Regions from separate parts of the Homo sapiens genome. Here region 2 is linked to region 1. Evidence: chromatin contacts called from ENCODE Hi-C or POLR2A ChIA-PET data. All regions are on one chromosome and are shown on one strand. The core of a region is the stretch at or near the end of the contact, and the rest is flanking DNA. Distances in the headings are between cores, read along the strand shown. Region 1 overlaps DTNA (dystrobrevin alpha). Region 2 holds the start of INO80C (INO80 complex subunit C).

Region 1 (4,718 bases), core at 2,159-4,658:
CCTCCTGATTCTGGGGGCTTTGCGAAGCAGGCAGTTTTAAATCAGCCCTCCAAAATGGAAAGCTACTTCCTTGTACACCAAGTTCACCTTCCATTCGCAGTGCTTTGCTCCGTCTTACTGGCTTCTATGCATTTTGTTGAGTAGGAAACTGACACCCCCAGCTCCCAAGAATACATGACTTATAACCCTGCTTAATGGCTTCTGACTCACTTAGGGATAATTTGCCTTGCCAGGTCACATATCCTTTATGGCTAGCCTAATGCTCACCAAATGCAGGGAAGCCCAGGCTCTGACATCAATAGTTGACTGACACATCTCACCCCCGACAGAGGTCACACCAATAGCACTGTATGTCACAGACTCAATTACTGTGAATCTTTTTAAAAGCACTTTCCTTCTAAGGTGGACTTCCCTGAGATCCATTGTTAAGGCTGAGAGATTTAAGAAAAAAAAAAGAGAAAGAATTTTGTCTAACTGGGGTTTTCTCAGATAAATTCAATGAGAAGTCCCTTCTTGGTGAGAGAATGAGGTTACTTAGTTTTGTGAAATGAGCCCCATTTATCCTTATTTTCCCTTCAGGCTCCTCTTACTTGGTAGCTGCAGGTACTTTACGGTGTCAGAGTGTGATCGTAAATAACAGGAAGATGCATTTTTGTCTCTTAAGCAGCATGCTCTTCAAAGTTGGACACATTACCTTACTTGCTAGTAGTAATGCATTACATTACTTGCTAGAGAGATGACTGGACCCTGGTGATTTAACTCAACGACATGCTGCAGAAGCTTCTAGGTTTGGATGTACTGGAAATGAAGTCAATCTTCCCGTCACCCACAGCACCCATCTAGCTATAGTCAAAGCCTCTTAAATACACTGGAATCTGTTGGTTAGGGAAGGTCGGTTCTGCTCCTAAACATAGGATGATCCCTTCTCTCTTTGTTCTGGTGGCCTTGATCTGCTCCGATGTTAGTTTCCTGAAAGCTAACTAACCTTGGTTTCTCACCTTCCTCCTCTCTCCCAAGAGAAATCTTACAGGAGATCCAGAGACTTCGGCTAGAGCATGAACAAGCTTCTCAGCCCACGCCAGAGAAGGCACAGCAAAACCCCACCCTGCTGGCAGAACTCCGGCTCCTCAGGTAGGAGAGAGCACCCATGTCATCTCAGGGAATATATATGTGTCAGATCTTTGAGAAAGTCTAGCAGTGTCTAGCCAGAAAACAGTCCTCAGCTACCTTAGCTGCTGACATTTGTTTTTTTCATAGCACACACGTAATTGCTGATATTTGGGGGATTTAGAGAGAAGCTGTTTATATTTTGTTCTTTCATTTGGTACAGGGAAAAGCAGTGTGTTTCTGTTTTTGTTTTTGAGACAGAGTTTCACTCTTGTTGCCCAGGCTGGAGTGCAATGGCACGATCTCGGTTCACTGCAACCTCTGCCTTCCAGGTACAAGCAATTCTCCTGTCTCAGCCTCCCAAGAGCTAAGATTACAGGCATGCGCCACCACACCTGGCTAATTTTTTTGTATTTAGTAGAGACAGGGTTTCACCATATTAGTCAGACTGGTCGCAAACTCCTGACCTCAGGTGATCCACCCGCCTTGGCCTCCCAAAGTGCTGAGATTACAGGCGTGCGCCACCACACCCGGCCAGCAGTGTTCTTTACATCAAAAACAACATATCTCACTAGGAACAATTTAAACATAGCTCTTTTTAGAAATAATCAGTTAAATAAACATCACAGGTTTTTAAATTTAAAAATTTACCCCTAACTCATAAAAGGAGTCTGATTTTCTCTAAGTCTTGGTCTCTAATATCTTTCTTTATATTCAGATCTTTAAAAATAGGCATCACACCTTCCTGTACTATAAAGGAACATAAAAGCCTAGTCTTCTTTAGTCTGTCATCATAAAATACTTGAGTTAGAAGGGACTATAGAAGTCATCTTGTTACCAGTGAAGGGTCTTGACCACGAAGTTGTCCAGGGTCTTGGCATTTTGAATAAAGAATTGGACAAAACGCACAAACAAAGCAACAAAAGAATGAAGCAACGAAAGCAGATTTATTGAAACGAAAGTACACTCTACAGAGTAGGAGCCAGCTCCCGTAAGCGGTTCAAGAGCCCTAGTTACAGAGTTTTCTGGGGTTTAAATACCCTATGGAGGTTTCCCATTAGTTATTTGGGTACACCCTGTGTAAATGAGGACTTGGCCCAGGACCACTCTGATTGCTTGCAGGAGGCGACCAATCAGAGGCTGAAGTGAAGTTACAAAGTGACATCCTATGCAAACATTTGATTGGTTGCAGGAGGGGACCAATCAGAAGTACTTTCCATTATTCATCTGCCTCACCATACAAAGGGAGTAGCCTCGGATCCTTTTGTTACTTGGGTGTGGAAAGGCGAGGTTTTCCTTTCCATTCAGTTCTAGGAAGTCAGTACAAATCGTCCTTAGTTTCGCTGCCTCCAGTCCCTATTCTCCTGACTCAATCAGATTCTGCCGCTGCATTTCAGTGCACTTCTCAGAGTCAGAAGCTAGGGAGTAGCAGGCCTTGGAAAAGAAATGTGGTTTCTCCTACTACTCCCACGCTGCAAAATGAGTCTTGCTGTGGGCTCCATTTCAGACTAGCTTCTTACCATGCCTTGAATAAGGCTGGTATTCCAGTGTATTTATGTGGCAAACAACACAAAAATAAATTCAAAGACATTCCCTCGTATAAATATCATACTGTTCTTTCACAAGGCACCTGTAGTTGGGAAGTATTACATTCTTTTCTTTTTGTTTTTGTTTGTTTGTTTGTTTGTTTGAGATGGAGTCTCACTCTGTCACCCAGGCTGGAGTGCAGTGGCACGATCTCGGCTCACTGCAACCTCTGCCCCTCCAGGTTAAAGCAATTCTCTGCCTCAGCCTCCGGAGTAGCTGGGATTACAGGCGCGTGCCACCACGCCCGGCTAATTTTTTGTTTTTTTTTTTTTTTTTTTTTTTTTTTTTGGAGAGACGGGGTTTCACCATCTTGGCCAGGCTAGTCTTGAACTCCTGACCTCGTGATCCACCTGCCTCGGCCTCCCAAAGTGCTGGAATTACAGGCGTGAGCCACCGCGCCCAGCCCATTCTTTTCATCTTTCAGTTTGGGTGCCAACTATGTTCCAGGTATATCTATAACTCTGAGTCATACTTTTTATAGTAAGTACAGATGCCTCTTTGCAGAAACCCTTGTCAGAATTAGTCCTGTTTTCTTCTTCCATACAAAAAGACGAAATGAAGCAAGTTCTTTATGACTATGTTTGGATTTTACCAAGTTCCTGTTGATTGCATGGATGTTTCCGGAGGCTCTATCTTTGCTCTGCTCTTCAGACACTTTAACACCTGAGCACGGCAGAGCTTTGTTTTTCGTTAATGCATACTTTCATTTTTGTCTTAAAACCACAATGAACTTTCTCAACGATCATGTTTCCCTTTCCCTTTTCACTTTCGCCACAAGAAAACTGAAAGCTGAGTCACAGCCAGAAGTGACAATGAATATGAATGATAGGCATTTCTATGTGCTAATCTGACGCTTTGCTGCATACTAACTCTACATACACTGTCCCGTAAAATTACTGTAACAAACCTAGGAGATAGGCAGTATTATTCTACTCGTTTAATGGATAAGGAAACTGAGATTCACAGAAGTCACACAGAAGTTGCAGATATCATACCTTTCACTTAGTGTATATATTTATGTACTTATATATGATTTATAAGGAGAAATTTTTTCTTAGAAAAAAATTTGTATAATTGTGTGTAATTTATGTATATATTTCCTAAGAAAAAAATTATCTTGTATAACCATGATACCATCTTCAATTCGGGAAAGTTAATGTTGATATATGGTATTTAATATAAACCCATATTAAAATTTTGACAATTGTTCTAACACTGTTCTAAAAGAAAGTAGCTTTTAACGGCCGGGCGCGGTGGCTCACACCTGTCATCTCAGCACTTTAGGAGTGCGAGGCGGGCGGATCACGAGGTCAGGAGATCGAGACCATCCTGGCTAACACAGTGAAACCCCGTCTCTACTAAAAATACAAAAATATTAGCCGAGCGTGGTGGCAGGCACCTGTACTCCCAGCTGCTGCAGAGGCTGAGACAGGAGAATGGCGTGAACCCGGGAGGCGGAGCTTGCAGTGAGCCGAGATCACGCCACTGCACTCCAGCCTGGGCGACTGAGCGAGACTCCGTCTCAAAAAAAAAAAAAAAAAAAAAAAAAAAAAGAAAGTAGGTTTTAACACACATATACATTAGAAATAATCTGACAGACTATCAGAATAAAGGCACTTCTTTAGAGATGAATACATGTAGTGCTAGGAAAGGAAAATCACTATTTAGTCTTGTTTTCTCATTCTCCTTGGAAGGTGGAGGTTACACCACAGATTTGTTATTATACCTACATTTGGAAAACGCTGGTGGAAACTTAGAGAAGATTGAATGAAGACACTCTTAAATTAATTTTTAATTGAATTCGATGTCATATTTTTAAGAGATTACTACTGTAAGATAAATGTACAATTAGATTTTTTTAGTGTTGACTAATTCTAAATTAATTTGCCATTACTCTTAATGGCAAAAACCGCAGTTACTTTTGCACCAACCTAATAATACCAGTTAACGTTCTCTGATAGTTTTTAAATGCTTCTCTTAGTGTTTCTCACCTACAGTTTTAGAAGGTTGCTTTAACCCTCTTC
Region 2 (4,167 bases), core at 626-3,125, 640 kb after region 1:
CTACTTTGAGAAATACTGTTTAACAGTTACTGAGTTAAATGTATGCCTACCTTCTGACTCAGCAATTCCACTACTTCTCAAGAGAAATGAAAGCATCTATCTACACAAAGACTTGTACAAGAATGTTCAGAGCAGCTTCTGCACAAAGCCAAAAACTGTAAACGTTCAAATATTCATCGGGTGTATGTTTATACAATGCAACAGATGTACTAAACGACTCTCAAAAACATTGTCTCAAAAAGGAACCTAGACAGATGCAAAAGAATATGTTCCCTATTGTCCTGTATTATTCCATTTATATTATGTTCCAACCCAAAGTCAGTCTATTGTGAAGGGTGGCTGAACAGTGGGTAACTGTTAGGAAGGAAAGACAGTACTGACAGGAAAATGTCACCTGCTCTTAGAAATGCTATCTTGATCCAGGCAGTGGCCATAGGTGTATACAAATGTAAAAGGGCACTGGATCTGTAGTTTTGTTTTGTTTTGTTTTGTTTGCGATAGGCTCACTCTGTTGCCCAAGCTGGACTGCAATGGCACGATCATAGCTCGCTGTAACCTTGAAATCTTGGGCTTAAGTGATGCTCTTGTAGTTGGGACTAAAGGCGTGCACCATCACGCCCAGCTATTTGTAAATTTGGATGGGGGTTGGGGAGCAGGTCTCGAACTCCTGTCCTCAAGCAATCCTCTCACCTTGGCCTCTCAAAGTGCTGGGATACAGGCGTGAGACAGGATTCTTGAAGATCTGTGGTTCAGCCAGTATTCTTGAAAATTTGTGCATTGTACTCTGTGTAAATCTTACTATAGCAAAGTATTTAATATTAAAAGGTTAAAATAAAAAGCACTACCAATCACCTACAGAAGAAGGAACAAGATTTCTAGAACAGCCACTGACTGACTGGGTGAACGGTGGTGTCACACCATATGCTGAGGAGCACAAAGTAACACACTCTATCTCTGCTTTTTTGCTTTGAATAAAATGCAGGAGCCAGAGAAAACACTAATCAAGCCACTCCCTGCTGAAAATTCATTGCTGGAATTACGGAACCTAGATTGTTCAGAGGCCCTGACGTCTGAGCCAGGCGCTGAGCTCAGTGCCTTTACACTCATTACTTCATAACCTTAACAAGCCCATGAGTTAAGACCAAACCTGCCTTTGGATTGGGAAACCCAGGGTCAAAAAAGCACTTTTCTCAGGATGAGAGAAAGCATACTTATCAATACATCTTGTATTCATCCATGCAGGACATTACAGCGCTATGCGCCTCAAAGACACTGGGTAGATGTCTGCAGAATGGACGAGGGGAAGACACGCAAATTTCTGAATGACTGACACTCATTAGTCCTGAACCTCATGCTAAAGGCGACCTCGAGGGGAAGAGGCAGTCCTTCTATTAATACTAAGTCAGTAATAACCTCCCTACTTCTTCTTCTCTCCTTACAACACAAGGCGTTGTAAGCCCATGTGTCCAAACGAAGGGAAAGAGTAGTCATTCACTCCGCGGGGCAGCGTCTTTCAACCCCAACGGAGACCGCACGCGCAGCGCCCCACATTACGCACGCGCCCTGGCTCGGCTCCGCCCCGCCAAGTCCCGTTTCGCGACGCGCACGCGCAGCCTGGGAGCGCGACTGCGTACCTGCGCAAAGCTGGAAGCGGACGCTTTTTTCTTCTTACTGGCGCCATAGCCCCCGCCGCTGCTGCCATTGTGGGAAGGGCTGGCCGGCCTCTTCTTGCTGTTCCGGACTATTCCGGGAGTGGAAGTGGTGGCCACAATTGGAATTTGCGCCGCCATCGCACTCCGAGTCTTCCCCTGGTCCCCCCACCTTTTTCCCAGCGCGGGCCTTGGAACTTCCTTTCCGCTGTTACTTCCGTCTTGATGCTTGAAAACCCGGCCTGGACTCCAAGCTGTAGCTGGCTTCTCTCGGTGCAATCTAAAAGGCGGAGCTCGGAGTAGCCTGTGCCGTCGGGACGGGAAGATGTCAGCGGGCGTTGTCCTGCCACTCGGGCGCTCTGGGCGTGGGCCTTGGGTGGGGCACGTGCCTGGAAATCCCCATTGATAGAGGAATAGAAAATCTCCCAATCTTTTTAAGTAACTACGTTTTAAAAAATTAATGAGCGTGTTGTCTTTTCTCATATAGAAGAGTGATTACTTTTGATGTCTGTAAGCCTAAAGCTGGGGTCGTTCTCAGTAGACCGCCAAGCTACTGGCTTCTCCCTCTATCCCTCCCTGCCTTCCCACGCGGAAAAGGTTTGTATATAAATAGCGCCCAAATGGACATGAAGGGTAGAGTGGTTCTTAATCTCTCCCTTTTTTTTTTTCTTTTATTTGAGACGGAGTTTCGCTCTTGTTGTCCAGGCTGGAGTGCAATGGCGCGATCTCGGCTCACTGCAAACTCCGCCTCCCGGGTTCAAGCGATTCTCCTGCCTCAGCCTCCCGAGTAGCTGGGATCACAGGCATGTGCCACCATGCCCGGCTAATTTTGTATTTTTAGTAGAGACGGGGTTTCTCCATGTTGGTCAGGCTGGTCTCGAGCTCCCGACCTCAGGTGATCTGCCCGCCTCGGCCTCCCTAAGTGCTGGGATTACAGGCGTAAGCCACCACGCCCGGCCGGTTCTTAATCTCTTAGGATTCACAGACTCTTGAGCATGGAATCTGTGCTTCCTATCCCTGCCGCACACCCCCACCTCCCCACCACCCCATTAAATGTATACAGACACAGACAAAATTTTACAGATTTCAGGGAGGTCACAGATCTACTAAAACCTATTTAGGAACCTGAGTCCCCCTACCCGCCTTGTTCTTTGCCTCATTCTACCCTATATTTTTACAGAACCTTTGCGACATCATATAACTAAATGATTTATAATCGGATGGTTAATGTCTTTTTTGGCTCCTGCTAGAATGTAATCTGTATGAGGGAAGGGTCAGTTATGTCTTGTTAACTTATCAGTCCCCCCAATCACAGTACCTTGCAAGTCATTGGTGCATTATAAGTATTTTTAATGATGTATTTAACGAATGAACTAACTCCCTGCAGTGATTGGTGGAAGCTACTATGTTTGAATACAGGAAGTTGATGTATATGAGTCTTGATATTTGAAATAAACAGGCTGCACAATGACTTAGAGGTGAGAGAGAAGGAGCAGTTAGGGAAACTTGCAATATTGTTACTGACATATTTTTTCCTTTAGAGAAAGGAATAAGCCTACCAGTGTTGAAATGTTCTTTCCCACACCCCATCTCCATCCCTATCCTCATCTAAAGCTAGTCTTTTCCTCATTCCTTAACTCAAGGACTCACCTCCAACAAGCCAGTCACCTAAGCAAACTCTACTGTCCCCACCTCCTCCCATTCCTCACCTCCTCAGCTCGCTTCTCTCCTTCACGGCTCCTGCCCTGGTGAATCTGTATCCCATGTCTACATCTCAGCAACAGCCTCCAGATGGACGTTTCGGCCGCCATCTTTCCCTTATCCATTCCTGACCCCAGACCATCCTTCACACTGGCTGCCAGAATGGGATTTCTAAATTACAAATATAATCATACCACTTACTTTCTTACATTCTTCAGGGCCCTTTTGCCTTCAGGGTAAAATTTTTTTTTTACCTTCAGGGTAAGAACGTTTTGGCTTGTCATACAAGGTCCTTAATGACTGGGCTCTGGGCCGGGCGCGGTGGCTCACACCTGTAATCCCAACACTTTGAGAGGCTGAGGCGGGCAGATCACAAGGTCAGGAGATAAAGGCCATCCTGTCCAACACGGTGAAACCTCGTCTCTACTAAAAATACAAAAATTAGCTGAGTATGGTGGCATGCGCCTGTAATCCCAGCTACTCAGAAGGCTGAGGCAGGAGAATCGCTTGAACCCGGGAGATTGCAGTGAGCAGAGATCGTGCCACTGCACTCCAGCCTGGCAACAGAGCAAGACTCCGCCTCAAAACGACAACAACAACAACAACAACAACAACTGGGCTGTGCCCCATTCTGTTGCTTGGTTCCCAACACTTAATTCCTTGTGTTCCAGCCAAGGACTAACTCTATTTCCTAGAATGTATATGTTTTCTTAGCTTGTCATATTTTTGTTTCTATTATTTCCTCTCCTGGGAATGCTTAGCTCCTTGCCTGATTACCATCCATTTTGCCTCAGTTCAGATGCTACTTCCAATGAAA

The links. A loop is a pair of places that touch in the nucleus more often than their neighbours do. ChIA-PET counts read pairs that join two places held with the same protein, here RNA polymerase II (POLR2A). Pooled maps may share reads with other maps.
Region 2: a loop to region 1 is called in a map of CD8-positive, alpha-beta T cell, with 4 times the contacts of the local background. The contact joins the promoter of INO80C here to the enhancer-like site in region 1. A Hi-C loop is called at or near these places in 3 of 168 maps with a recorded cell type or tissue (CD4-positive, alpha-beta memory T cell, CD8-positive, alpha-beta T cell and naive thymus-derived CD4-positive, alpha-beta T cell) and 10 of 50 pooled maps. POLR2A ChIA-PET finds 5 or more read pairs at or near these places in 1 of 52 experiments (activated naive CD4-positive, alpha-beta T cell).

Annotation. Positions count from the first base shown.
Region 1 is chr18:34,857,268-34,861,985 of GRCh38, forward strand. DTNA (dystrobrevin alpha) reads left to right here. Exons shown (of 23, transcript NM_001386795.1): 16 at 1,018-1,131. Among named protein-coding and RNA genes, the nearest start is that of DTNA-AS1, 92 kb to the left of the region's middle. RefSeq lists a silencer at 2,378-2,672 and enhancers at 3,275-3,374, 3,385-3,514. Within about 2 kb of position 3,409, at least 6 of the 41 ENCODE cell types and tissues checked have a DNase peak (open chromatin) inside an H3K27ac peak, as active enhancers do; they include CD8-positive, alpha-beta T cell, where a contact is called at or near this core.
Region 2 is chr18:35,496,085-35,500,251 of GRCh38, forward strand. It overlaps INO80C (INO80 complex subunit C), which reads right to left and starts at 1,876. Exons shown (of 5, transcript NM_194281.4): 1 at 1,635-1,876. The coding sequence starts at 1,790. RefSeq lists enhancers at 894-1,043, 1,314-1,433, 1,784-2,053.